2 separate regions of the Homo sapiens genome follow, and region 2 is linked to region 1. Evidence: chromatin loops called from intact Hi-C (ENCODE). Cell type or tissue: HepG2. All regions are shown on one strand.

The links. Peaks named below come from ENCODE experiments on the same cell type or tissue, not always from the same donor. Only the 100,000 strongest peaks of a DNase experiment are listed, where the experiment ranks them.
Region 2: a loop joins it to region 1, with 23 times the contacts of the local background. A loop is called at or near these places in 2 of 110 quality-filtered maps.

What each region holds. Positions count from the first base shown.
Region 1 is chr6:21,207,117-21,209,616 of GRCh38, reverse strand. The region is part of intron 15 of CDKAL1 (CDKAL1 threonylcarbamoyladenosine tRNA methylthiotransferase); the gene reads right to left. Among named protein-coding and RNA genes, the nearest start is that of LINC00581, 300 kb to the left of the region's middle. In HepG2, no CTCF peak of the experiment used is centred here; a DNase peak (open chromatin) is centred at 1,246.
Region 2 is chr6:20,881,095-20,883,594 of GRCh38, reverse strand. All of the region lies in intron 9 of CDKAL1 (CDKAL1 threonylcarbamoyladenosine tRNA methylthiotransferase), which reads right to left. Among named protein-coding and RNA genes, the nearest start is that of CDKAL1, 350 kb to the right of the region's middle. RefSeq lists an enhancer at 1,223-1,517. In HepG2, no CTCF peak of the experiment used is centred here; no DNase peak of the experiment used is centred here.

The DNA.
Region 1 (2,500 bases):
CACAGGTGAGCTAGCATACCTATACAAGACCACTTCCCTCACACCAATCCCTCCCTACCAGGGTCACAATTGATTAGCAGTATTACCAGAGGAACAGCCAAGACCAAAAACTTCTCGAAGACCAAGCCCATATTCATTATTTCCATCTCTAAGATTTCATTCCGTTCCTGGATAATAAACATTGAAACATATTATAAGAGGCCAGGTGCTACCTGCATGTTGCATATGTAAGTAATTCAGGCTCGGGGGCCTGGTTCTTTTCCTTAGCGCTTAGCTAGGGAAGTCGGTCCACGTCTTTGTCCCAGGCTCACTGCTCCTTCTGCCTCCTATCTTGAACGTGGACAAAGGATGGAGAGGTGGGGAAAATGCCTGCTCAGTCCCATCCTATGATGCCTCTATGTGGGTGTGTACAGCTGTATAAAGAACTTCATCGTGTTCTAGCTGCCCTAGGCCAGGCTAGAATAATAAACTGAAGTAATACGAGTAAAGAGCCTCAATACCAAGCACATAGTAGTGGTTCACTAAATGGTAGCTATTATTATTATCAAGGCACAATTAGTTCCCTGATGCATGCAATTTCCCTCACGATGCTCCAGCTACAACCCTCAGGAGGAAGAGAATTATCATCAGTGATTGCACAATTAGTGATGCAAGTGAAATGAAAGCTAATTGTTTAGCATCAGCTTGCTCTGATGATACTTTGGATGGTACTCAAATTGGTACACGGAAGGTATTGTAAACACACTAAACACAGTGTGAAGTGACAGTCATACTAATTCAGCTGCAACGGTCAATAAAATATAGCTCAGCAGCATAGAATAAAAGCTATGTATCTAGACTGTGAAACTCAAATACGTCCTAACCAGTCTGTAAAAGAAACTAACAAGATACAAAATGAAAGAAAAATGCATAAAATATTAAACGTACTATGGTTTTAATTGTTTGTGACGTGAACTTAGCAGCGATGAAGAATTTAGTCTCACATAAAGTTTAGTAAGAAAAAAAAGGAACAGAAAAAACTGCTTGGGAGCCAGTTATCTTGGGGGTGGAAGGAAAAATAGGAAGAAACACGCCCTCATTTGCTTCTAGCACGGTTAGCTGACCTGTCTGAAATTAGACCCACTTTCAAGTGTTTTAACTTAATTATTAAGCCATTTCTTAACCTCATGAATGTAGTTTTCATGTGCTTTCAAATCTGGCCTTGAACTAATAGACCCTTTCACTTCACTGGTTCTGGAAATGAATGTCAGATGGAGAGGAAAACATTTTAACTGTGTTTTTCCAAGGGTCAAAGCTCTGAGAATATAGTATAGTTTGTACATAAAACTCAGTACACCTGAATATCCTGCTGGCCTTTGTCTGGTAATGAAGCAAACCATGCCACCCTTTAAAACTTCTGCTTCCTTTCCAAGCGCGGTCGGCTGTGTCAGGGCTGAGCTATCTAACTGCTCAAGTGAATCCATTCTCAGGATCAAAGTCTCAATAGATGAGAAACAGGTGGCACTGAGGCACCCTGGGGCAGCCTTCTCTTAACTTGTAAGAAAGAGAATGGTAAGTCCAGGCCTCCATTCTAGAATATTCTCTTTAAAAAAAAAAAAAGACATAAAGAGTAAGAGGAAGAAATGTCTGTCCGTAAGAATGGCCAACGCTGTAGTAGTATTATTGGAATCTCCTTCTGTTAATTTGTCATTCTCATGGAGGAATCTCAGCAGTTGGTCTGGTTTCATCTGCCATTGTCAGAAATCTATGGCTGATGAATACAACATTTGAAATGATAAGATATTGGGCAACTTTTACTTCACAAGTTAAAGTAAAATAATGCCTTGGCATGCACCACAAATTAATAATGAAAATAGTAGTCAATATTTATTGACTGCTAAGCCATTTCCATGTATATCCTATGAAGCAGGTAGTACTATCACTCATTTACATAGGGAGAACTGAGGTGGAGGGACATTGAGTAACTTGCCCAAGATCATATTTTTTGTAATAGTAGAATCAAGATTCAAACCTGGGTAATCGGAATCCAGAATTCATGTTCTTAATTGCTATACTATAATGTACAGTGAAATCCATGAACGCAAAGTACTTTTTTTTTGCTTGAGATAAGGTTTCATTCTTTCACCCAGGCTGGGCTGCAGTGGCTCCCTGCAGCCTCGACCCTCTGGGGCCAAGTGATCCTCCCACCTCGGCCTCCCAAGTAGCTGAGACTACAGGTATACACCATCACACTCGGCTAATTTTTAAAATTGTTATAGAGATGAAGTCTCCCAATGGTGCTAGGCTGTTCTTAAACCTTGGGGTCAAGCACTCCTCCTGCCTTGGCCTCCTGAAGTGCTGGGATTACAGGCGTGAACCACTGCATCAGGCTGCAAAGTACTTAAAAAAAAAAAAATTTAAAGTAGGCCGGGTGTGGTGCCTCACGCCTCTAATCCCTGCACTTTGGAAGGCTGAGGCAGGTGGATCACTTGAGGCCAGGAGTTTGAGAGCAGCCTGGCCA
Region 2 (2,500 bases), 330 kb after region 1:
CAGCTGCCACTAGCCACATGCGGCTATTTAGTTTTAAATTAATTAAATAAATGAAACATTCGGTTGCGCAGTCATTCTAGACATATTTAAATGTTCAACAGCCATGAGTGGCTATACAATACTGGAGGAACAGCCCATTATATCCACAGGTTCCACCCACATTCAGGGGGAGGGAACAACACAAGGTAGGTGCAGCAGAGGGTAAGAATATTGGGAACCATTTTTAGGTTTTGCCTACCATATGTGGGGAAGGGGCATCTGCCTGGAACTAGTTACACTTGTCAACTAAAATGCAACAACTGGGAAGACAACGTATGAGAGAAGGTGACCAGCATGGAGCTTGAATTCCCCACTGCTCCATTTCCTATCCAGCCACCTACTGAAAGTTGAGTTTTGTTACTTCCTTTGATACAGATCTGGGAAGGTCCACTTGGAAGAATTATAGGTGGGCCCCTGTACCAATCTGTCAGAACTCATAGCAGTACTTAAAGTACCTAATTTTATCTATACCTCAAAAGTGCCTGTAGGTTTCTCTCTTACGGATGAGCAAAGAAAAATTATCTCAGAGCATACAAAAGTTTCAGGAGCAAAAGAGAAAAAAAAACCAAAGTGCTGAAGAAAGACTAATTCTTGTCAGTATGAAATGTAAATCAAAAAATAAAAGAATTTTTCAGTTTTGAACCTTGTTCTTAACAACACACAAAAGGACACTGACTCTAGGAATCAGAGGAAGCCATTATGAGAAAAGAACATATCACAATAAGTAAAGACTACATGAAAATGAAAAACCTAGTAGGAAAATCAGAAATGACACTGGACATGTTCTCATAAGAATCCGTATGTGAATGTTTATAGTGGCTTTATTCATAATTGCCCCAAACTGCAAGCAACCTAGGATGCTTCAAGTGATTAACAGATTAAAAACACTGTGGTACATTCATACAATGGAATAGCACACAGCAATAAAAAGGAATGAACATGAAACAATATGGATGAAACCAAAAATATTGCTAAATGAAAGAAGCCAGACTAAAAGAGCTTGTAGGGGAAGAAAAAAATATTCTTTTCGCTTACCCTCCCAGGTTCTCTGGCTGGGCCCTGTAAATTAGACTAACAAAAGATTTAAAAGAGAAAAGTAAACACATCTGTTTAATAGAAGTGTTATATGATATGGGAGTCTTCATATGGAAACGCAGATGGAAGGAAACAGTTAACCTGGGTGTTTTTATGCTAGGTTTGATAAAGAGTGGGAGGTTGTGAAAAAATGTGACAGGACAAAGCGTATGAGCTAAAAGGGAGTTAGCAAACCAGGGGAAACTTAGCAAGGCCTGTGGAGTTCATTTGGAATCCTCAGCGTTCTTCCGCCTTTGGAGACAGGAATGCCCCTTCCCCCTCCAGGTGCAGGGAGGGCACCTCTCACATGACATGTCTTATGACCTTCTTCAGAGGAAGGTCAGAGAGTCCTTCCTGTACCTGCCATTTCTCAAATTCCTTCAGCTTAAAATATTCAATATGCAATGTGCCATATTTTGGGGTGGTGTGTTCTGAATCCCATCAGGCTACATATCGCATGATTCCATTTATATGATATCTGGAAAGGGCAAAACCAAAGGAAAAGAAAAGAAATTTGTGGTTGCCAGTACTTGCAGCGATAAGAGAGTTTGACTAGAAAGGGAAAAGGAGAAAATTTTGGTACGTGGTGTAACTGTTCTGTATCTTGATTGCAGCAGTGGTTACAATTTCCAAAAAGAGTGCATTTTAAAGTATATGAATAAAAATTATTAACTACTTTGGAGATACAAACAGGAGATTTGAGACTGCATAAAAACAAAGAGTATAGACATGAGATGCACAACCATAATAAAAAAAGGAAGAGAAAGAAAAGCAACATGTTAACAAATATGAAAGACATTTCACAGACAGCCATTTTAGGAATCGCTCAAAGAGGAAAAATAGAAATAATATGGTTGCTTACCTAGAAAGCCCAAAGAATCAACTAAAAAGCTACAAGATTAATAATTAATAGGAAAGGTCAATCAAATGCCTAGTTAAATATAGCCAAGTCAATAGCTTGCCCATGTAAAAGAGATCAAGTTAGAAAACAGAAAGAGTCCATTCACAGAAGAGTGAGATGACAATCAGTTCTCAATAACAAGCATACAGAATTCAGAATGAAAAATGAAAGTTTATCAATTTATATATCACATATACAAAATATATGCTATGATTATATATGGCAAAGAGGGATTCATAAATCAAAGGTGAAAGCAAAGTCTGTTTTCAGTGTTTCTTGGAGTGTAGTCCCAGACCAGCAACATCATATTATCTTGGAACCTGACAGAAATGCAAATTCTCAAGCTCTACTCCAGACCTACTGAATCGCAGACTCTGAGGATGGGGTCCAGCAATCTTTGTTTTTAATAAGCCAGCCAAGCGACTGTGCTGTTCCTTAATGTTTGAGAACCAAGATGCCAATGCTGTTGGTTTGGGGATCACACTT